2 separate regions of the Homo sapiens genome follow, and region 1 is linked to region 2. Evidence: chromatin loops called from intact Hi-C (ENCODE). Cell type or tissue: HepG2. All regions are shown on one strand. Each heading gives the region's core, and the rest is flanking DNA. Links, peaks and the distances in the headings are about the cores only. Region 1 has its middle 35 kb from the start of PDGFA. Region 2 overlaps LOC116435278 (a long non-coding RNA gene).

Evidence for each region. A loop is a pair of places that touch in the nucleus more often than their neighbours do. Peaks named below come from ENCODE experiments on the same cell type or tissue, not always from the same donor. Only the 100,000 strongest peaks of a DNase experiment are listed, where the experiment ranks them.
Region 1: a loop joins it to region 2, with 2.0 times the contacts of the local background. A loop is called at or near these places in 3 of 110 quality-filtered maps.

Annotation. Positions count from the first base shown.
Region 1 is chr7:479,151-491,189 of GRCh38, reverse strand. No RefSeq gene overlaps it. Among named protein-coding and RNA genes, the nearest start is that of PDGFA, 35 kb to the left of the region's middle. RefSeq lists enhancers at 1-550, 10,750-11,270. In HepG2, for the core only: no CTCF peak of the experiment used is centred there; DNase peaks (open chromatin) are centred at 5,266 and 6,279; H3K4me3 peaks cover 489 bases; H3K27me3 peaks cover 278 bases.
Region 2 is chr7:433,623-445,661 of GRCh38, reverse strand. LOC116435278 (a long non-coding RNA gene) reads right to left here. Exons shown (of 2, transcript NR_165239.1): 2 at 6,273-7,958. Among named protein-coding and RNA genes, the nearest start is that of PDGFA, 80 kb to the left of the region's middle. RefSeq lists enhancers at 1-237, 8,443-9,278, 9,005-10,204, 10,951-11,786, 11,787-12,039. In HepG2, for the core only: a CTCF peak has its summit at 7,069 (motif pointing left); no DNase peak of the experiment used is centred there; H3K4me3 peaks cover 942 bases; H3K27me3 peaks cover 5,123 bases.

The DNA.
Region 1 (12,039 bases), core at 1,521-9,520, 46 kb before region 2:
AGAGCACCAGCTGCAACCCCCATCTGTCTCCCTCAGGGGACTCTGGGAGGAAAAAGCCCAGAGCACACACGAGGCAGGACCAGCCTCACAGCCCCTGTCCCCCACTAGGGCCATTGGTGCCAGTACTGTGACACCCCTTCCGGAGAGGGCTGGGAGATGTGGCTGTGGGGCAGAGGCTGGGTTGGGAGCCCCATTCTGGCACTTTCTGCTGCCCTTCCATACCTCCTTGCCAGGGAGGCCTGGCTGGGAATCTTTCCATCTAGGTGCTCCCAACACTGAGGCTTCCTTGTCCCTGCTCAGCCCCAGCAGGTCCCCAGAGGCGTCTGGGGAATGGCGCAGGTATCCCCCCACGTAGTCCCCAGCACGCCTGCCCCAGGGGTTCCGAGGTCTCACTGAATCCCCAGGGAGGGGTCAGCGGTCGGAGCTTTGGGTCTTTCCCTACAGCTGCATTTCAGAAGGGAATGCAGCCGCTCTGGCGTGCCGGGGCTTGTGGTCCAGAGAGGCAGCTGCCACCTGGCGTGGGAGGCTTCTCAAGCTTGTCAGGCAGAGACTCATAACTCAGTGGTGAACCCCACCTGACCTCAGGACCACCTGCCTGTCTCTAGTCCAGGCTCTGCCCTGTCCTGGGCTCCTCTGGACCTCCTGGCACAGCCTTGTGCTACTCAGCGTCCACTGGCACGGTCGACTCCCAAATCCCCTCCCCCAGGAACCAAGAGCTAGGACTTGTCTACACAGCCAGACCTCCAGCCCTGATGGATGGAAAAGCCTAGACCCTGCACTGTGGATGTCAGGGAGGACTTATGGCTACTGGGTCTCAAGAAAGTCACTTGTTTATTTTTATACGTATTTATTCATTTGAGACAGTATCTCTCTCTGTCGCCCAGGCTGGAGTGCAGTGGCGCGATCATGGCTCACTGTAGCCTCGACCTCCTGGGCTCAACTGATCCTTCCAGCCTCAGCCTTCTGAGTAGGTGGGACTGGTGTGGCCTCGGGGCTTCTCTTTGTTGCCCGGGTTGGTCTCAAATTCCTGGGCTCAAAGGATCCTCCCACCTCAGCCTCCTAAAGTGCTGGGATTATAGGCAAGTGCCACTGCACCCTGCCGAGAAGTTAATTTGTTTGTTCATTCTTGGCTCAGCAGAGAGTTGCATACCAAAATGGCTCAGTGAATTGGCCTGGTGCAGGAAAGGGAGGGGTGTTCTGAAGGTCATTTCTGCTCATGGGGGGTCAGTGACCTTCAGCAGAGCCTCACCCCTCTCTGAGCCACAGTTTCCTCAACTGTAAGGTGGTTGAACTGTTGGATTAAACCAGATTAGACCAGAGTTGCTCAGAATTTTGTACACAAGATGCATTCATGAAGGTTTGTGACTATGATATTTTTCTAAGAGTTTTATAGTTTAGTTCTCATATTTAGGTGTTTGATCTGCTTTCAGTTAATTTTTGTATGTGGTGTGAGGCAGGGGTCCACCTGCATTCTTTTGTATGGTGGAAATCCAATTGTCTCAGCACGATTTGTGGAAGAGACTCTTCTTCCCCACTGAATAGTCTTGACACCCTTGACAAGTCAATCAACCATGAATGTATAGCTTTTTAAATGAACTCTCAGTTCTATTTCATTGATCTATATGTCTCTCCCTATGCCTTGGGTCTTCATTACTGACATTGTGGTAAGTTTGAAATCCAAAATTGTGAGTCCTCCAGCTTTGTTCTTTGTAAAAACTGTTTTCTTTTCATTTATAATTGCCCTGGCTAGAAAGTACCTCCAGTAGAATGTTGACTAGAAGTGGCTGAAGCCGACATCTTTGTCTTGCTCCTGATCTTAGGGGAAGAGTTCTAAGTCTTTTGCCTTAGCTAGCTGTGGGTTTTATGTAGATGTCCTTTATTAGGGTGAGAAAGTTCCCTTCTATTCCTAGTTGTTGAGTGTTTATTTATTTTTGTTATGAAAAAATATTAGATTGTCCTTTTTTTGCATCAGTTGAGATGATCATGTGATTTTTATTTTTATTCTGTTAATATGGTATATTACACTGATTTTTTTTTTGTATGTTGAACCACCTTTGCATTCCTGGAATAAATCCCACTTGGTCATGGAGCACAGTCATTATTTTTGTATGTTGCTGGATTTGGCTTTTTAATATTTTATTTATTTAATATTTTTATTTATTGAAATTTTGTGTGTCTATACATGAGGGATAGTAGTCTGTAGTTTTCTTGTGATGTCTTTGTGTGGTTTTGGTGACAGGTTATGACTGGCTTCACAGAATGAGTTCTTTCCTCTTCTATTTTTTCAAAGAGTTTGGGAAGCATTTGTGTTAATTCCTTTTTAAATATTTGGTAGCATTCACCAGTGAAGCCATCTGGTCCTGGGCTTTTCTTTGTAGGAAGTTTTTTGATTACTAATTCAATCTCTTTGCTTACTATAAGTCTTCATATTTCTTCGGGCCTCTTTTTCTTGAGTCAGTTTGTGATTCTAGGAATTTGTTCATTTCATCTAGGTTATCTAATTTCTTGGCACACAATGTTCACAGCATTCCTTTATTATTTTTATTTCTGTAAGGCTGATACTAATGTTCCCTCTTTTCATTCCTGAGTTTAGTAATTTGATTATTCTGTCTACTTCTTGGTCAGTGTAGCTAAAGTTTTGTCTATTTTATTTTTTTCAAGAACCAACTTTTGGTTTTGTTAATATTCTCTATTGTTTTTCTACTCTTTATTTTTAAAATTTATTTCCCCCGTAATTTTTTTTTTTTTGAGACAGAGTCTTGCTATGTTGCCCAGGCTGGTCTTGAACTGGGCTCACGTGATCCTCCTGCCTCAGCCTTTCAAGTAGCTCTCTAATCTTTGTTATTTCATTTTTCTGCTTGTTTTGGGTTTGGTTTGGTTTTTTTTTCCATTTTTTAAAAGATGGAAGATTAAGTTATTGATTTGACGTCTTTTCTTTTTTATTTTAAAAAATTAGGAGTTTCTAGCTATAAATGTCCCTCTAAGCACTGTTTTAAGCTGCATCCCATAAGCTTTGGTAAGTTGAGTTTTCTTTCATCTCAAAGTATTTTCTGGTTTTCGCTGGGATGTCTTCTTTGACTTATTGGTTATGTAGGAGTGTGTTGTTTAATTTCCACATATTTGTGAATTTCATAAATTTTCATCTATTAATGATTTCTAATTTTATTTCATTATGGTCAGAGAACATACTTGGTATGATTTTCATTATTTTGAATTTATTGAGACTTCTTTTATGGCCAAACATATGGTCTATCCTGGAGAATGTTTCACGTGCACTTGAAAAGAATGTGTGTTTCTGGATGGGCGCAGTGGCTCACACCTGTAATCCCAGCACTTTGGGAGGCCAAGGCAGGCGGATCACTTGAGTCAGGAGTTTGAAACCAGCCTGGCCAACATGGTGAAACCCTGTCTCTACTAAAAATACAAAAATTAGCCGGGCATGGTTGGGCATGCCTGTAATCTCAGCTACTCAGGAGGCTGAGGCACGAGAATCGCTTGAACCCGGGAGGTGGAGGCTGCAGTGAGCTGAGATTGCACCACTGCACTCCAGCCTGGGTGACAGAGCGAGACTCCATCTCCAAAAGAAAAAGAATGTGTATACCTTTATGGTTGAATGGAGTGTTCTGTAGATGCACATAAGATCGAGTTGGTGTATGATGTTGTCCAGGTCTTCTACTTGCTGGTTGATCTTTGGTCTAGTTGTTCAATTTCAATTTGTTTTTGTATATCGTCCTTAGATCCTGCAACCTTGCTAAATTCACTTATTAGTTTTAGTAGAATTCTTTTGAAATTCCTTTGAGTTTTCTACATACATGATCATGTTATCTGGAAATAAGAACTGTTGTATTTCTTCTTTTGCATTCTGTATGCCTTTTATTTCTTTTTCTTGCCTTGTTGTACTGGCTGGGACCTCCAGAACAAATAGAAGTGACAATAGAATGGGCAATCTTGCTTTATTCCTGTTATTAGCTAGAAAGCAATGAGCCTTTCAACATTGAGTAAGATGTTAGCTGTAGCTGTTTTGTAGATGCCTTTAATGAAGTTGAGGAGGTTTGCTTCTCCTATTAGTTTTCTGAGAGGGTTTTTTGTTTTTCTTAAATCATGAAAAGTTGTTGAATTGTGTCCATTTTTTTTGCATCTATTGCATTTCATTGTATGGTTTCTGCATCTGTTAAAATTACCATGTGATTTTTTTTTACATAATTCTATTATTGTGAATTACATTGATTAGTTTTTCAAATGCTACATTAACCTTGCATTCCTGAGATTAACCCACCTTGGTCATTAAATACGTTTCTTTTTATATTGATTCTACTTGTTAATCATTTGTTAAGGATTTTTGTGTCCATGCTTAAGTGGGAAATTGTTCTGTAGTCCTCTTTTCCTGTGGTGTCTTTGGTTTTGAATCAGGGTTTTTGGAGAGTCACAGAAAGTTACAGCCACACAGAGACAAACACATAGACACAAAAACACATGGAGCACCACACACATTCACGTACAGGCACACACATTCACATACAGGTTCACACATTCACACACAGGCTCATGCATTCACACGCATTCACATGCAGGCACACTCACTCACGTGCAGGTCCACACACAGGGACACACATTCACACACAGGCTCACGCATTCTCACGTAGGCACACGCATTCACATGCAGGCTCACACATTCACACACAGGCTCATGGAGTCACACGCACACACATGCTCACACAGGCATACACAGTCACACGCAGGCTCACGCAGGCACACGCAGGCTCATGCAGGCACATGCAGGCTCACATATTCACATGCCTCACACACAAGCGCGCCTCACACACAAGCACATGCATTCACACACAGGCATACACATTCACATGCAGGCTCACATAGGCTCACACGGGCACACACATTCACACACAGGCACGCACACATTCACACACAAGCTCACACACAGGCTCATATAGACACCCTCGAGGATGCTTCAGTCCGACGCGGAGTCAGGAGAGCTCGGACTCACTGAGGACCCTGCTATGGTCTGCAGCTGTGTTCATTTATCAGCTGGGACAGTGTGGGGTGCTCCTTGGACGCTGTCTGTTTCTCCCGCTCTGAGAAGAGCCCTGCCCCGGTTACGAATCCTTCATGACCGTGATTTCTGCCGCTTCCCGGGAGTCATCAGGGTACAGGGATCCCGCCTCCTGACAGTGCCCTTCTGCGGCCCTGTCCCTGTTCTGTGGACGAGGACACAGCCATCCAGGGGTGGAGCCGTGCATTCCAGGGCCCTTATCCTGTTCAGCCACCCCTCCCTCCCACAGCGTCCCCTCCCTGCCCCACCTGGCATTGGCCCCAACCCCCAGCGCCCTTCTTGGTGGCGGGTGTGGACTGCACAAGCTTGTGGCGATGGAAAGCTGGGCTGGGGCCAGACTTGGTGAGAGGCCACGAGAGCTGGCACTGAGGGGCCCTCGCAGTGGGATGCCCTGCCAGGCTTCTGGGGCCATGTCCCTCCTGTGGCTGTCCAAGCCCCACAGATGGCGATGCAGTGTGTACGTCCTGCAGCTCCTCGTGGCCTGGCGAGTCACAGCCTGTCCTGTGTTGATTTTGCTGCTCAGCAAGGGATGTGGGCAGATAGTGTCACAGTTATTTATCAGGAGGCAGAGAACCCCTGGCAGAAGTGGGTCTTGGGGAGGCTAGACTCACTAGAGCCCCAGCCTGGGAGCTGTGGCTTGCTGGCCTGCAACCGTGGACCCCAGCCCCTGGGGGCCCTGGAAGCCTGTTTCTCCATGATCAAGGGCCGTTTTTTGCGAGTGTTTGCAAGGGAGGAAGGGCTTCCTGCAGGATCTTCCCGTGTGATGTCTCTATGGGCTTTCTCCTGGGACAGGGACCCATCAAAGGTGGGAAGGGAGGGTGGTGCTGTCCGGGGAGGTAGGTGAGGGGACCACAGTCTGAGGTCCAAACTGCAAAGGGTTCACCCCGTAGCCTCCTCCCTCCTTCATTCCCTCCTTTCTTTTGTTCTCTCCCTCCTCACCTCTCCATTCGTTTTTTTGGAGCTACTGGGGCTGGAGCCGCCTCCTGGGATTGTGGCAGCCTTGGAAGATGGGTCCTCCAGTGAGAGCCTCGGGGCTGGGAGGAGAGGCCCAGGGTGCCGCAGTCCCAGTCCCAGGGTCATGGGGGGCCCTCGAGCGCGGGGGACCCTGGGGCCTCTGTGCAAGGGATGGCTCTGGGGCCCTGTGCTGATGGAGGACTCTGTGTTTACCTAATGAGGGGGTGCATGGGGGTTGGCAAACAGCCCTTGACTGCTGGCGGAGGCTGTCGGCTTGGGTGGCTTCCAGAGGCCCCTCAGCCCTGCATACCTTCCTCCCGGGCTCCAGTCCCGCCTCCCCCACCTTCTCGAACACAGACCTGCAGCGACCCTGAACAAAAGGAAATCCCTAAAGCTAATGTCCATGGGGGCTGGTGGGAAGTGAGCAAGAGTGGGGGTGGGGTCAGGGCCCTCGGAAGCAGGGGTCATGCGGGAGTGGGAGTGTCCCCCTGCCTGCCCCAAGCCCAAGGGGAAATACCTGAGTGAGCCCTGGCCCGTAGGAGGCGTGTGAGGAATGTTCCAAAAATCCTAGGCTGAGTGAATGAGGCCCTCACCCAGGCAGGGTCTAGGGCCAGGGACAGAAAGGCTTGTCTGAGGACACACTGGGAGCCAGCCCGTCTTTGGGTGACCCCAGACGTCACCCCAACCTGGATTTCCAAACCAGGTCCCCCAAGGCTCTGGCCCTGAGCAGGTGGAGGAGGGGAGGGGCAGGCAGACACAGTGTCGGCTTGGGGGAACGGGGTTGGGGGTACGGCAGAGGGACGGTCCCACATCTAGAGGCCAAATTCAGGACAGCCTAAAAAACACCCTCCGGAAAAGGCAGCCCAAATCATCTCATGTGCTTCTGAAATTCTTGCATTTTCCCCCTCAAAATCTGTCCTAGTTATGCTTGAGATCTCCTGACCCCAGAATACTTTTATTTATGACAGAAAATTCATCTCCATGGCAACGCCTTAGGAAGCTGCAGCCTCAAGATTATAACTTCCCAAGCAATGAAGACAATAAATGGATTTTTCACAAAACGGCTAAGAGCGACTCTGGCAAGAACCGGCCCCTCTCTGCAGTCTGGGGAGGGGGGGTTGGAGTTGAGAGGGGTGAGGGGACAGAAGGAGTCCCTAGGGCTGAAGTAAAGCCCACCAATGTGGTGGGTCTGAGGGAGGAAGCTTCACATTGTCTGTGTTCCGGCTTTTAAAGAGCAGCGCACTTAACCCCTTCGTCAAATCAAACATGACCCTGGGTTGCCCTAGAGGCCCTGAGCGAGCATCACCACATCAGGCCTGGCAGGCGCCTGCACACTGCAGTGTCTGAGCCCCTCAGCCACCTCCAAAGCACACATTTGTGCCTTGTCTTCACTGTCTGAGAAACAGGCATGGAGGATGAAGGAGGTCTCCTTGTCCCAGGGAACCACAGGAGCCTCTCTCTGGCAGCCTTTAGGGATCCAAGGCTGGAAACCCCTTTGCAAATAGCTTGGAGCAGCTTTCCAGGCTCAGCCCAAATTCCACAGTGAGGGGGCAAGTACTGGCCAGTTCCAGCAGAGATACTTCCTCAAATCAGATGGTGCGCATTGCAGGGGCCTCAGTTGGACATCAAGGTGGAGCCATCCCCCTGGTCCTAGTTCCTGTCATCCATCCATCCACTCATCCATCCATCCATCCATCCATCCATCCATCCATCCACTCATCCATCCATCCATCCATCCATCCATCCATCCATTTTTTAACCCATACCCGCGTATTTCACCGCCAGTCTTCCCATCCCACCCATGTTGTGCAGCCCCTTTGTCCATGATACCGAGGCTGTCCCTTTATCCCCGCCCGCCCAATATCCCACGGGTGGGGGGGCCAAGGACTGGCCCAGGTCCCCGCCAAAGTTCTTCCTCAAAATCAGGATGGACCCATTGGCAGGGGCCTCAGTTGGATATCAAGGTGGAGCCATCCCCCTGGTACTAGATCCTCTCATCCACCCATCCACTTATCCATCTATCTATCTCTCTATCTATCCATCCATCCAACTATCCGTCCATCCATCCATCCAGTCATGTGTCCAACCATCCATCCATCTTCTATCCATCCATCGAACTATCCACCCATTCATCACTTACCCATCCATTCACTCACACATCCATCCATCCATCCATCCATCCATCCATCATCTATCAGTCCAACCAACCATCTATCATCCATCCAAGTATCCACCCACCCACCCATCCACCCATCTGTCCAACCATCTATCATTCATTCAACTATCCACTGATCTACCCATCCATCCATCCATCCCTCCATCCAGTCAGTCATGTGTTCAACCATCCATCCATCTATCATCTATCCATCCATCAAACTATCCACCCATTCATTCACTTACCCATCCATCCATTCACACATCCATCCATCCATCCATCCATCCATCCTTCCATCCATCAATCCATCCAACCATCTATCATCCATCCAACTATCAACACACCTACCCATCCACCCAACTGTTCCAACCATCAATCATTCATCCAACTATCTACTGATCCATCCATCCATCCACCTATTTATCTGTCCATCCAATTATCCACTCACTCACCTACACATCCATCTACCCATCATCTACTTACCCTTTCACCCTTCCATCCACTCATCCATTCATTCATCTATCTAACAATCTATCATCCATCCAACTATCCACCCACTTGCCTACCCATTCACCCATCCGTTTATCCAACCATCAATCTGTTCAGCCGTCTATTATTCATACAACTATCCACCAATCCACCTATCCATCCATCCATCCACCCATTCATCCATCTATCCATCCATCTATCCATCCAACTGTCCTCCATCCAACCATCCATCCATCCATCCATCCATCCATCCATCCATCCATACAACATAAGTTCTTGAGCACCTAACAGGGACCTGTCACTCTGCCAGACACCATGAATTTCTTGCCTTCCTGGAGCTAACCATTAAGAGGGAAATTTAGACATTAATCATACACAAAAAGGAACATAATCGTAGACTGAAGTAAGTGCCTGAAGGAAATGACAGCAGTGACTAGTGCTGCTTGGGGGCAGATGGGGTGTTAGATGCTTTAGGTTTTAATTCTCACAACCACCCATGGGTAGGTGCTGCCAGAGACCTATGCTTCAAAAATGGAGAAGTTGAGGCACAGGCTCAGGAAGGATCTTACACCAAATCTTGTAAGTGGAGGAGTCAGAATGTGAACTTGGCCCTTCTGAGTTTTTAATCTCTAGGCTATTCTGCCTCTCAGGTGGGTGGGGAGGGTCCATAAGGGCCCCTGATCTGGTCTAGTGGGATCTCTGGAGACTCCCCACAGTGTTATTGAACCCAAGGACCAGCAAGGGATGCAGGTGAAGCACAGAGAAGGTGGCACGCAGGAGGACCACCGCATGGGTTGTGCTCATTCAAGGCAGGAGGGCACTAAGAAGCAGGACCAGCCCCAGCGGTGGGGAGGGGAGGGTGGGGAGGGGAGGAGGTTGGGGAGGGGAGGAGGGTGGGGACAGGAGGAGGGCGGGAAGGGAGGGAGGAGGGTGGGGAGGGGAGGAGTGTGGGGACGGGAGGAGGGCTGCCCACCGTCCTGGCCCCCCAGAGGCACCAAGCCCTGCAGATGAGCTGCGCATGAGAAGGAGAGAGAGATTTATTAAGAGCGGTTCGCCGTCAGTATCCAAACCTTCACAAGTTAGACAGAGTCGGTCTTCACTGGAGGGGGCATTCCTGGGCCCAGCTGCTCTTCAGAGCCTGCTGGAAGCAATTAATTAGCGGGACCAGGTACCTGTGTCCTGCCGGGCTGGCCCCACCTCGGCCTTCCTCTGGAGCTCCTGCAGCCCCAGGGAACCTGTCCCCAGCTCACGGATCTGAGATCTGCAGGGGCTCACACTTAAACTGTGGTGCCCTCTGACCTGGCCTGATTTCCATGGGAGCCCATGGCCTGAGGGGAGAGGAAGGACAGTGCCAGGCTTCGGAGAGGGGCTGTTTTCTTTTCAGGCTCCCTGGAGCCCTGGCCAGCTGCCTCCCCTCCCAGGTTCCACCTGGACTCCTCCCTGCCCTCCGCAGGGCCCTGCCTGGCCCTCTTTTCCTATCAATCAGAAAACAGCGACCTGGCCTGCACCTGACACTTCCTCCATCTCCCCTGGGCCTGGCCTCGGGCTCCTCAGCAGCCCTGGATTTGGCCTGGAGCCAGGGGTCTGGGCAGAGGAGAGTGCTTGCTCGGGACGAGGAGAGGCAGTTCAGGGCCTGGAGGGGACTGGGTGAGCTCAGCCTGGGGCTTCTCCGGGAGGCTGGCAGCTAGAGAGTCCTGTCTCCAGGGGCAGACATGCACACAGGGAGAGATAAGCTTGCGGTCAGCAGCCATGCGAGCCCCGGGAGTGCCTCCTGTCCTCACCAGGGTGGTGGTGGGGGCACCAGAGGTCCCAGCCCCCATGCTGCCCCACCCTGATCCTCGGCCTGCGCTCGCTCCTTGCCCTGCCTGCCTGAGCTGCCCCTGCCTTGGCTCCCAGGGGCTGTTGGGCCCATCTGCATGGCTGCCCCCCACCCACAAGCCCCCTCCTTTGGAGAAGCACCTGTCAGTGTGAGTCTAGGGCTGGGACCTCCCGGGGCTCCTTTTTGGGTTCCCTGGGCGATTGCACCCCAAATGTTGTTTCCTAGGTCTGAGGGAGAGAGGTTCTCTATCTTGCTGCTCAGATGGCCCTGGCCAGGTAATCTCTCTCCTAAGCTGGGGGTGGGGGCACTGAGACGGCATCTCAGGGCCTCTTCCTCCCACTCTGCTGCCTCCAGGAACTGAGAACAGCGCCCCTGCCCCCCAGGGCTCTTGCCCTCGGCCGTTTCACCGGAGCACACAAGTGCTCACAAGCTCGGCAGTGACTAAAAGCCAGGAAGGGCCGGGGAGGCCGGGAGCCTTCTGGATGGACCCCGTGTTGGTGAGGCTGACAAAGCTCTGGGCTGAGCCCCACACTCCTTTCCTGACGCTCCGATTTCAAGGCTTCTCTTAGATGGGGCCGCTTTCTAGGAAGGGAGGTTGGGGGGTCTTCCCTGCCCGCTGGCCGGGGGAGGGTGGATGTGAGTGGCCAGCCCAGCACCCCCAGCGCCTGTCTCACCTGGAGCTGGCTTGGCCCCAGTACTGGCTTTCTGGAAAACAAACCTAACTTGAAATCCTTGGAAAAGGGTGCCTGGTGCAGACCACCCTGCGTCACTGCCTGGAAACCATGACTGGGGAGGGGCACCCTCTCTGGGGGTCCTCAGAGCCGGCAGAGGCTGACTCGTGGCTGAGGCTTGGCTCCGGCTCCGGCTCTGGGGTCGCCTTCTGTGACCCTCCAGCTGATGGTGGTGGAGGCAACGGTAGCAAAGTTTTACAAAGCTCTTCCCAGCCCCTGGTGCTGTGGACTGGGCCGCTGACGCAGTTGGTGCCGTATCACCCTCAGTTCCCAGACGAGGAGTTGGAGCTTTGCTGGGTCTCGTGTGCAGGGGGCAACAAGGGAAGGAGCGGCCCACCCAGCCCTTTCCAAAGCTCTGTTGCTCTGTTTCCAAACCTTCGAGGCACCAGGTTTATTTATGTGTTTGCCTCTCCCATGAGGTTGTAAACACCATGAAGAGAGCAAGGATGTCTTATGTGCCTCTGTCACAGATTTTCAGAGCCTGGCACAGAGCCTGGCAGAGTAGCTGTTCCCACATCAGCTAACGTTTCATCAAAGAAGATCCGCTGACAGCACGGGAGCGAATGGAAGGATGTTTCACACCAGTTGCCATTAGGAGGACATAAAGTAAAGCCGCAATCAGACACCACTACCTGGCCATCAGACGGACAAATAAAAAATACTGACCATACCAATCCCTCCTCCCCTCTTCCCTCCTTCCCTCCTCCTTCCCTTCCCTCCTCCTTCCTCCTTCCCTCCTTCCCTCCTCCTTCCCTTCCCTCCTCCTTCCTCCTTCCCTCCTCCTTCCTCCTTCCCTCCTCCTTCCCTCCTCCTTCCCTTCCCT
Region 2 (12,039 bases), core at 2,362-10,361:
CCTCAGGGGCCTCTTGAGGGGACACCTGAGCCAAGAGCTGGAGGACGAGGACGGGGTCTAGGGGGGTGACCAGGACAGCATGCCAGGCAGGGCTTGGGGGAATGGGGACCAGATGTTAGAGCGTCTGGCAGGCCAGGGAGGGGTGAGGGTCTTACTCTGAGTCCAAAAGGACCCACTGGAGAACCTGAAAGGTCACCGTGTGTGCTGAGTAGGGAGAGGGACCCAAGGAGACAGGGTGAGGGCATGCAGGGTGATGGGGTGCTGGTGACGGGGCGCTGGCTGGTGGGGCCAGGCCATCTCTCCCTGGCGCAGGCCTGCCTCGCCCCGCCTCGCCCCTGCAGCACATCATGGGGGCACTGTGGCCACTCTGACCATGGCATGTGCAGGGCAGCAGGAGAACCACCGCCACTGCCGGACTTTCACACGGCTCCGGTTCCGACTTGCTTTGCTCTCGGAGACTCTAGGCCAGCTGGAGATTGGGGTGCCCCCAGCCCACATCAGCTGACCCCAACCTCTCCCCACACAAGTGGCTGCTGCCCCGGAGGCAAGGGGCCTCACTCACTGCTGGAAGTGGAGTCTGTGTGTGGTTGGGTGGAGTCAGGACCCCGGGGACCCTGGCTGGGGGCCATGCCCCTTGGATTCCGGGGGTCTCAGGAAGAAGCACTGAGACCATTTCTGGGGGTCAAGACACAAGGCTGAGCTCGCAGAGGGAGAAACACTCACAACTCAGAGGAGGCCTCTTGATGGGGAGCCAATGACTGCATTTTGAAGAAAGAAAAGGGAGAAACTTGGAAGGGCCTGTGCCTCTGGGGCGTGCTTCTCAAGAGTTGGCAGCAAGGCTAAAGACACATCCCGTTTACAGCTCCCGCTGGGCGCGCCACCTCTGCAGAGCTGGGCTCGGAGGCTGTGAGGCCGGGGAGGCCCTCCTGGGTCAGGATGGATGGTTCTGGCTCTGGCTCTGTGAGTGTGGGCAAGCTTGGGGCAGGGCTCCAGCTCCTGTGTCAGAGTGGAGGCCCCAGGACCCTTTGGTATCTGGGACCTGGGAAGCTTTGAGCTGACCCTTAGCTGACGGCCCAGGTTCTGGGTCTCTGCGTGTGCCTCCGTCTCATGCAAAGGGTAGTGAATGTCCCTAGAACGTCACAGGGCTTTGGCAGGTGCAGCCTCCTGGTGGGGAAGTGGGTGGAAGGAAAGGGGAAATATTTCTCAGAGCCCACCAGTGGGGTCAAAGACCCTGTTTCAAAGGTCAAGGGAGGGTAAGGGCTGCCTCGGGGTTACCCCAGATCCTAACTCAGTGGCCAAGAAGGTAGGTGGTGGCTGCAGGATGGACAAGGTAGGCAGTGGCTATGGGATAGACCACAGGCTCTGCCGTGTAAACAGGATGAGATTCCCCAGCAGAGCCCCTGCAGGGTGCTGTGCGTCAACTCCTGTGGCACAGGGAGCACCCAGTGGGTGCCTAGGGAGCAGCAGGGAGTTCTCACCTGTCCCTGGAGCCACTGGGAGAGTGTGGAGGGATGGGAGATGTCCAGCTCACCTGGGGCTCTTTTCCCTCAAGTAGAATCTGCTCAATTTAGATACTGAAAGGGGAGGGGTTTGGGGAATTGACTTTCCTAGCTGCAAAGAAGGGCCTGGGACTCCTCAGAGAAACAGAGGCTAAGAGCCCCAGGCTGAGAAACCTCCTCCAACTGCCCAGCTGAAGGGCTAGAACCCATGTGGGCTATGCCAGTCTGTCCACATTCATCCACCCACCCATCCATCCATCCACCCACCCACCCACCCACTCATCCATTCACCCGCCCACCTTCCCATCCATCCATCCATCCATCCATCCATCCATCCATCCCTCCATTCATCTATTCACCCACCCATCCATCTACCCATCCACATACTCATCCATTCACCCATCTACCATCCTCCATCCACCATCCATCTATTCACCATCTATCCTTTATCCTCCATCCATCCATCCATCCATCCATCCATCCATCCATTCATCCATCACTCATCCTCCATCCACCATCCATCCATCCACCATTCATCCTCCATTCTCCATCCCTCCATACACCATCCATCCACCATTCATCCATCCATTCATGCATCCATCCATCCATCCATCCATCCTCCATCCACCATCCATCCATCCATCCACCCATCCATCCACCATTCATCCATCCACCCATCCATCCACCATCCACGATCCCTCCACCATTCACCATCCATCCATCCATGCATCCATCCATCCACTATCCATCCTCTATTCTCATCCATCCATCCACCATCCATCCTCCATCCATCTCCATCCACCATTCATCCTCCATCAATCCATCTATCCATTCATGCATCCATCCATCCACCATCCATCCATCTATCCATCCACCATCCATCCTCCATTCTCATCCATCCATCCACCATCCATCCTCCATTCTCATCCATCTGTCCATCCATCCATCCACCATTCATCCTCCATCCATCCATCCACCCACCATCCACCATCCATCCACCAGTCATCCTCCATTCTCTTCCATCCACCATCCACCATCCATCCACCATTCATCCTCCATTCTCATCCATCCACCATCCACCATCCATCCATCTATTCATCCATCCATCCATCCATCCATCCACCATTCATCCTCCATCCATTCATCCATCCACCATTCATCCTCCATTCATCCACCATCCATCCATCTATTCATCCATCCATCCATCCACCATTCATCCTCCGTTCATCCACCATCCATCCACCATCCATCCATCTATTCATCCATCCATCCATCCACCATTCATCCTCCATTCTCATCCATCCACCATCCACAATCCATCCATCCATCCACCATTCACCATCCATCCACCATTCATCCTTCATGCACCATCCATTCATCCACCATCCATTCATCCACCATCCACCATCCGTCCTTCCACCATCTATCCTTCATCCTCCATCTACCATCCATCCATCCATCCATCTATCCGTCCGTCCGTCCGTCCATCCGTCCATCCATCCCTCCATCCATCCATCCATTCATCCACCCATCCGTCCAGCCATCCATCCATCCTCCATCCATCCTTTATCTGCCATCCATCCATCCATTAGCCATTGTTACCTCCTCTGAGTCAGATGTGGCTCTAGGTGAGGGGATGCAGTGACAAGACACAGCCCCACCCTATGAGGCTGATACTCCAGTGCTTTAAGGCATGGGGGAAATAAAGCACAGAAACCAAAGGGATTCACGATGTCTTTTGCCCTCAGGGCTGGGGGCCCTGTGGGGGCATTTCTGAGTGCCAGGCATTGTTCCACAGAGCCCTTGAGCCTGTGGCAGGCAACAGGCTGGGAGCCACATTTACTGAGCACCTGCTGTGCGCCGAGCACACTTTGGGCTCCTCACACAGCAATGAGCTCACCTGAACTCCTGTAGGGGAGATTCCAATTTGCAGACAGGAGAAGAGCTGGGGGAGGAGCCCACATGCTGGGGAGAAGCCAGCTGGGGTCTGAACCCAGGCGGTCAGTCTCCCTGCTGCCGTTTCTCAGCAGGGAGCTGCCCCAAGGGCTGGGTGGTGGCTGGGTGCTGTGGGTGGACACCTGTGAGTTTCCTGGAGTCCTGCTTTCATTCGGAAGCTGGGTTGGAACAAGAGGAGGCTGGACAGCCACCCTCAGTGTGACCTTTTATCTCGGCAGCCTTGCTGGCCCTGGCCAAGGTGGGTCTCAATTTCTTTCTGGCCTCCACCGGAATTACTTAATGGATAAAAAATAACCATGTCCAGGGCTCAAGTATCAGCTGCGGGAACAGCCAGCATTGGCAGCCAGGGACCTCTCGCTGCCCGGCCAGCTCCGGAAAGAGCCTGCCCCTCCTCTGCACAGCTGGTTGTGTGTGGGTGTGGCGAGCGTGGAGGGGTGGAAGGAGCACTGGACCTGGAGTCTGAGGGCCCTGGGTGCAAATCGACTTCACCCCAAGGAAGTCAGCATGACTTGAGGCAAACCAATGACCCTTTCTTTAAAAATTGGCCAATGCGGGCTCAGCATGGATCACCGTGAGGGTCCAATGAGGTGACTCGGGCGGGAGCAGTGGCGTCACTGTCGTTTTCTCGTCTTCTTCCTCCTTCCTTCCCCCTCGGCAGTGCAGTGTGTGATGGCTTCCTCGCCTGATGGTGACACAACCAGCCCCATCCTGGTGGTGGGCACCCACGTCACACAAGCCACGCTCCAGCTTCCCGGGTGCCCACATGTTTATGAACCAGCCTCATGCTGGTGGTGGGCGCCCACGTCACACAGGCCACGCTCCAGCTTCCCGGGTGCCCACGTGTTTTTATGAACCAGCCCCATCGTGGTGGTGGGCGCCCATGCCACACAGGCCACGCTCCAGCTTCCCGGGTGCCCACCTGTTTATGAACCAGCCTCATCCTGGTGGTGGGCGCCCACGTCACACAGGCCACGCTCCAGCTTCCCGGGTGCCCACGTGTTTATGAACCGGCCCCATCATGGTGGTGGGCACCCACGTCACACAGGCCACGCTCCAGCTTCCCGGGTGCCCACATGTTTATGAACCGGCCTCATCGTGGTGGTGGGCGCCCACGTCACACAGGCCACGCTCCAGCTTCCCGGGTGCCCACATGCTTATGAACCAGCAGTGAGATGGACGTGTCTCCCAGGGCCAGCCAGGCCTTCTCCGGCTCTTCCTACCTCGTTATGTGCTGCGGCCTGGATACACTGGAGCTTTTAAATAGAGTAGTTCCACTCTAGCATTTGATTCTGTTACGAATGGAATGGCATCCTCCAAACTTATAGGTGGAAGCTGTATCCCCCATGTGACTATATTTGGAGACAAGGCGTTTAAGGAGGTAACAAGATTGAATGATCCCATAAGGTTGGGGCCCTAATCCTAATCCTGTAGGACCAGTGTTCTTATGGGAGGAGGAAGAGACACCAGGGATCCCCACTATCTGTGCACAGAGGAGAGGCCGTGTGAGGATCTGGGGGAAGGCTGCCATCTAGAAGTTGAGGAGAGAGGCCTGTGGAGAAACCAGCTGTGCTGGTTCCTTAATGTTAGACGTCCAGCCTTCAGAGTTGTGAGAAATAAATCCGTGTTGTTTAAGACCCTCCGCTTGTGGTTTTTGTGATGACAGCTGCAGTACCCTAAAATACTTTCCAAACTCCATCACAATGTGGGCCCCATCTCCCGTTACTGCTCAGGAGTAGGAGAATGAAAAAGAGGGCTGGCAGGGGCTGGGGATGGGCGTTCTGGGATACTGGGGCCCTAGCTGACTTTGGACAAGTCTCTTTTGTCTCCCCACTGTAAAAAGGAGACCTTGGGCCCAGTGGTCTCTACACGATTCTCCACACCAGAAGCTCTCTGGCATCTTGGGTCTGGGGCCACTGCTCAGTGCAGGGAGGGCTTGGTCTTGGTAAGGGCAGCAGTATACTCTCAGGGCCCAGAACAAGGCCTGGTGTGTGAGCTGGGCCCTGGACCCGGAAGAAGGAACATTGACCTCTGCCTCCTCTTCACCTTCCCTTCTGCAGTGATCGTGGCCAACACCCAGGGCTCCAGTCCATTCCTGGGGCTTGGGGGCACAGGGACCCATAGAGAATGCCCAGTTGGCTCGAATGAGGGTTATCCCTGCATGGCCACTGTCCTTGAGATGGCTGCCCCTGGAGTGTGCAGAGGACACTCTCAGTACCACCAGATTCCAGCCTGCCTGGCGGGAGTCCCCAGGACCGTCACTCTCGCCTTGGTTACAGGGGCCTCTGTCCTCCACATCTCAGGGAGGTGGAACCAGCCCACACAGTGCACAGTAAATGCTCATACTCCTCAGCTTCTCTTAAGGGTCAGAAATCAAGGGCATACCTAGAGGCCAAAGCCTTCTTTGGGCCTCAGTTTCTCCATCTGCAGACTGAGCAGTGGGCTCCGACCATTGCTGCCATCCCCCTGAGGTCTGTAGGATCTCAGAGGTTTATTTGCAAGGAGTTTCCCCCCAGTTTCCTCTACATAAATCATCCTGAGCACACACATACCTGCGTACCTTGAGGGTGGCAGGAAGTCCAGACATTGCTCCCGACCCCCTTAGGTCCAGGCCCAGGGCACAGCCCTATAAATCCGTAACACAGAGAGCACCAAGGGCCGAAAGCGTCCTCGTGGAGGGCAGGGCTGTGGGGAAGAGGCTGAGCCACCAGGGGCTCTCGGGGGCTGGAGCCTGGCCCTGAGGCAGAGACACAGAGGGTCCCGTATCAGTCAGCGCCCTTTGGAGGGAGAGAGACAGAGACACAGACACAGGGAGATTGATTTAATGCGCTGGCCCATGTGATGGTCCAGGCTGATGAATCTGAAATCTGCAGGGCAGACCCGCAGGGGAGCAGGCTGGGAGCCCGGGCAGGATTTTATGTTGCAGTCTTGGGGCAGAAATCCTTCTCCAGGAAGCCTCGGCGTTCATCTTCAGCTGCAGCTGAGGCCCAGCCACATCTCGTGATCTGCAGCACTTGCAATTAGCCAATTGTGCGTGTCCATCACACCTGCAGCACAGCCACAGTGGCATCTGGATGGGGCTTGACCGTGCCGCTGGGCACTGCAGCCCGGCCGAGTGGACACGGGGGGGTGCCCATCACTGTGCCCACACTGTTGTTGTCCGCTGGCCATCGTGGTGGGAGTGCCAGCTGACCTCCAGCCATTGGCATCGGCAAACTGCAGCCAAGGGCTCTCCAGAGATCTAGAGGCCCTAGGAGCAGCCTGTGACCTCTGACCCGGATCTCATGACCCTTGGGTGGGAAGACTCTGAGGGTCCCGTGCTGGCCCTCTCACTGGAGCAATCCCCCATGGTGGTGACAACAGCCCTTCCCCATCTCAGCCCTCATTCCTGCGAAAGTTCCCTGGGATGGCCTCCCCATAAACCTATTTCTAGGTGACCCCAAGTTAAGGCAGTCCTGAGGGAGATGGGTCTGTGGAAGGCGTGGGAGGAGAGGGAGCTCCTGGGGTCAGGGACCGTCCCTGGCTCCATCCCAAGGGCTGCCTGGGCCCCTCCAGGAAGGGGGAGCCTCCCTCAGCCTTGCAGCTTTGGGACACTCCAGATGACCTGGAGCCACCTGCTGGGTGGAGCATGGTGCCAGCCTCTCCTGGTCTCTGAGCTCAGGGCTCTGTGCATCCATGGCCCAGAGCTAGGTCCGGCAGAGGAGAGTTTCCAAGCCTCAAGCTCAGACTGTCTCGTAGATGAAGGAGTCAACATGAGCCAGTGAAGGCAGGTGGGGCACGGCTCCAACTTTGCCACCTAAGGTGACCTGGATCCTGAGGCCGGCAGCCCGCAGGACCAGGGAGGGAGGGCGGCGGGAACGCGCAGAGAAGCGAGCTCTGGGAGCACCTGCCATGCCCTCCTGCCTCCCTGGCCAGCACGGGCTGCGGGGACACAGAGGGAGCTTGGGAATGAGGTCGTGGGGGCGGCACCTGCCCCACACACTGACTCGTCCTGGCCCTTGGTGAGTGCTCAGGGCTGGGCTCTGGACTCAGTCACGCTGGGGCCGGCTTCGCTTCCGTGCAGCTGGGGCTGGACAGAGAGGAGGACACCCACTTCTCAGCAAGCCTCTGTCTGGCCGTGTGATTCTCAGAAGGAACTGGGCTCTGGCTGGAGCAGGCTGGCGAGTGCCCATCTCGCAAGGCACCTTTCAGCCTGACCCAGGCCTCTGCCAGTGGCCGGTCTCACGTGGACCCCTGTTCCCTCCTGTGTGTTGCAGAAGCGGCCGGGCATTCAGAACAGAGCTGCTCTCGGAGCCTGACAGTGATGGATAAGCCGGGACTCTGGGTGGCTGCCGGGTGAGGGGCGAGCCTGTTTCACGCGGGCCCCGGAGAAGCTGGATGCGGTCCCCGGACTGAAGGAGGAAGTTCCGGGGGGAGCGGCTGGGCAGGTGGACGCCTCCGCTGAATCCAGCGTTTCCATGGTTATTTCATTGAGTGACCGGCATGTCTCTTTCCTCACCCCGGGTCCTGCTGAGAAAGAAAAGGCGCCTAGCACAGCCACGTCTGCCAATGGCCAGGCGGGCGCCGCCACCTGCCTCAGCGTGTGCCCATGGCGAGGCCTCCTGGAAATGGCTGGGCTGAGCAGTGCGGTTTAAAGAAAAACCCAGAGAAGAAGGCAGCCATTCCCTAGGCCCGCGTCCTTGCAGCCTGCCCCAGAGGTCACCTGCCTCCGGAATTTGATTCTTCCCGGGGGTAGCTCATTCTCCCTCCTCTCATTCATTAGCCCCTGCAGGGACAGGGCTTTCCTTCTCAGCCCTCCTGTCCTCAGCCGTAAAACAAGGTGGCTGTTCTAGGTCAGAGCTGCCCGGCAGCCTCATGCCTGGTTTTAAATCTGTTTGTGCTGCCTGAAAACATGTAAAAAAAGGTAATATTTAGTTTGAGCCTATATTTTAACTCCATCACCCAAACATTGTCATTGCAATGTGCAGTCAATGTAGAAATTGCTGGTGAGAGCTCGGTCATGAGTCGGCGCTGACTCCCTCCCACCTGTGGCTGGTCTCACCAGGACGTGCCCCAGGTGCTCCGTGGATGCAAGGGGCTGGGGGCCGCTGTGGCTGGCACAGCTCTCCACCTTCCGTGATAATCCTTGCACCTTTAATGGGCCTGGCTCAGGCTCTGAGTGGGTGCAGTGGAGGCCCCAGGTCAGAGAGAGGCAGAGACCCCCAGGCTGGAGATAGAGATGGGAGGGCCTGGATGGGGCAGGGTGGGGCCTTGGGGAGGGGTCGCCGTGGTGCACAGTGTGGGGCCCTCGGTCGGTGCACCCTGGGCTGCCTGAGGCCTGGAGGTGGGCACCGGGGTGGATCTGGCCTCTGGTTCTGTTGTGTCCACTGGGCCACATGGCCTGGGCAAGCCAGGGTCTCCAGGGGCTGGGGAGGTCCCCCTCACCCACTCTCAGGCACGGCCCCCGACTGGAGCAGGCCATGGTGGCAGAAAAGGGCGTCCACACCCTCAGATTATAGGGACTTGCATGGCAGCAGGCTCCCCGCAGACCACTGAGGGTGCTGAGACCCGGGTAGGTGGGAGAAGCTGTCCAAGCGCAGGAGGTTACGTGGTCCGGGCCACGCCAGGCCCCACCCCGGGTGCTGCTGCCTCCGGCCTTATTTCCCTCCGGCCGATCTCGGTGGTTGTGGGCGGCATCATCGCACGGACGTGCACGGGGGCCTCCAGGGCCTCACACTCCAGACGTGACCAGCAGAGACGGTTCCTGCAGCCTTGGCCCTCGGATGCCTGTGCCGGGAACAGGTGGCTTAGTGGGGCCTGGCTGTGGCCTCCTCTGCGTCCAGGCCTCCTGCCGCCCCCGCCCCTTGGCCCTCATTCTGGGGGGCGTGGGCCAAGCTCCCTGTGATCACCTCTAATGGGCAGCCCCTCCTGGAGCCCTTTCATCTGATCCACAGAGTGTTTCACAAACACTGACTCATTCACCTCCCACGGCCTCAGAGGTAACTTGGTCCATTTGGTAGGAGGGAGACTGAGCCACCTCATTGTTCAAGATTTATTGCTGGGCCACCCAGCAACTCATCCCGGCCTCTTCCCCTCGAGACCCCAGATGTAGGAATTTGGCCAGAGAAGCAAGGGGGGCGGCCCTCCCAGAGGGCCAGGTGGACGGGCCAGGCCAGGCTCTGAGCTGAGACAGCTCCTCTGTGCGTGCGGCTGCCTCTGAGCCAACGGGGCGGGGCTGCTGTTCCACACCCGGCTGTGTCCGTGCCAGACGCTTGCTCACTCATGTCCCTTTGTGTGTGCACAGCTGAATCCTCACCCGAGTCACACAAGTCTTCCAAGTAAGTTCCGTTCTTCCCCCTTCTACAGGCAAGGACACAGAGCTTCGCAGAATTCAGCTCTTTCGGCCCAGGTAGCGCAGAGACTAAGCCTGGGAGCTACCGAGATCAGGCCTCTCTGGCCCCCAGAGTCGTGCTTCTCATTTCGCGTACGCCGTCACCACAGAGCGGCATCTTGTTTACGAACTGCCAAGCATGAGGTTAGGGTGTGTAGTCAGGATCCACGGGGAACAGGCATAAGCCGAGGAGTGAAATGGGATTGTCCAAAGAGGAAGGTGATTGTAATTGCTGAATATTATAGTTCCTTCCTCTCAGTTTCCATCTCAGCTAAACTGTAATCAGACTTCGTTACAGCTTAGACAGTGTTTAAAGGGAAACGCACGGGGCCAGCGATCCCTGTGCCTGTTAGTTCCTGCTTTGGGACCTCCTGCGAGCCGAACGGGCCTTTCTGAGCTGGGGAGCATGCCCGTTCTCACCTGCCCACCTGCGTCTGCTTTGATAACCCGGACATTATCCCGGCTCTCCCCGCGCCCGCCTGTCAGTCAAGCCCTTTGTGAAGTCACTTTCGTTTAGACACTTCTCCTGCTCCGACTCAGGGTAAAAACGTGTCTTCTGTGTGACATGGAGGGAGGTGGAAATTACTACGTGCATAGAAAACTGTAGGTTACACAAATAACCTGTCACCAGAGATAGGCAGCCGAGCTTTAAATCAACTCACGGCAGCCAGGGCCTTCGTGTGCCCTGGGGCCACTCGCCCTGCACGGGGAGGGGCGCATTGCAAAATTCCACCTCCCTCCGGGTGGCCGCTATGCAGAGCTTCTGTCTGAAGCTTGTTTTCCTAACAATGTTGACATTCTTCCCCGGCTCTCTTCGGCAGGTCCCTTGCCCCAGGAAGGTGGGGGACGACCCAGCCAATCTCTCCAGAGCCCGCGGCGTGCACAGCAGAGCTCAGAAGGGCCGCTTCTGAATCCTCGAGCAGCAGTGTTCGATTTTCTGTCAATGCTGACTCCAAACGGCTGCTCTTCCCCATCCGGGTGCTGCCGGTCTCCAGCCAGCATGTGCCAGACTCGGAGGGGACAGCAGCTTGAGCTCATAAAGATACAATAATAATCGTAAGGGGCATAACAGGGGTCGGGCACGGTGGCTCACGCCTGTAATCCCAGCGCTTTGGGAGGCCGAGGCGGGCGGATCACGAGGTCAGGAGATCGAGACCATCCTGGCTAACACGGCGAAACCCCGTCTCTACTAAAAATACAAAAAACAAAATCAGCCGGGCGCGGTGGCTCACGCCTGTAATCCCAGCGCTTTGGGAGGCCGAGGCGGGTGAATCACGAGGTCAGGAGATTGAGACCATCCTGGCTAACACGGTGAAACGCCATCTCTACTAAAAATACAAAAAATTAGCCGGCCGTGGTGGCGGGCGCCTGTAGTCCCAGCTACTCGGGAGGCTGAGGCAGGAGAATGGCGTGAACCCGGAAGGCGGAACTTGCAGTGAGCCGAGATCGCACCACCGCACTCCAGCCTGGACGACAGCGAGACTCTGTCTCAAAAAAAAAAAAAAATTAAAATAAAAAAATGTTTTTTGAGACAGGGTCTTGCTCTGTCACTCAGGCTGGAGTGCAGTGGTGCGATCTCAGCTCACTACAGCCTCGACCTCCCTGGCTCAAGGGATCCTCCTGCCCCGGCCTCCCGAGTAGCTGGGACTACAGGGCCTGCGGCTACACCCGGCTAATTCTTTTATTTTTTGTAGAGAAGGGTTTCCCTAAGTTGTCCATGCTGGTCTTGAACTTCTGGGCTCAAGCGATCCTCCTGCCTCAGCCTCCCAAAGTGCTGACCTCGCAGGTGTGAGCCACTGCACGCACCCCCTTCCTTCCTTTTTCCTTTCCCCTCCTTCACTCCTTGAGCTGGACGCAGCAGCATCTGAGTAACTGTGAACTGCTGTGTGCCGGGATGTCCTGCACGGCTTTTCTTGGTGGGTTTTATGGAGTCGGTGAGAAGGATAGCGGTTGTCAGGTGGATGCCCCAGCACTGCAGGATCCAGCTGAGCCCCACCCCTGGCCCAAGGAACCCCTGGGATCCAGCCCTGTGCCGCTGCCTGGGAGCAGGGCAGCCGTGGCCGGGCAGCCTGGGCGGGCGTGTTCTCCACACTTCCAGGAGGAGGCGGCTGGAGTTACTGGCCCCATCTTTAACCTGAGAGGCTTGGAGTGGTGACGTGGCTTGCCTGGGGTCACACAGCTGGAAATGACAGGGGGCGGGGAATGGGGATCTGACAT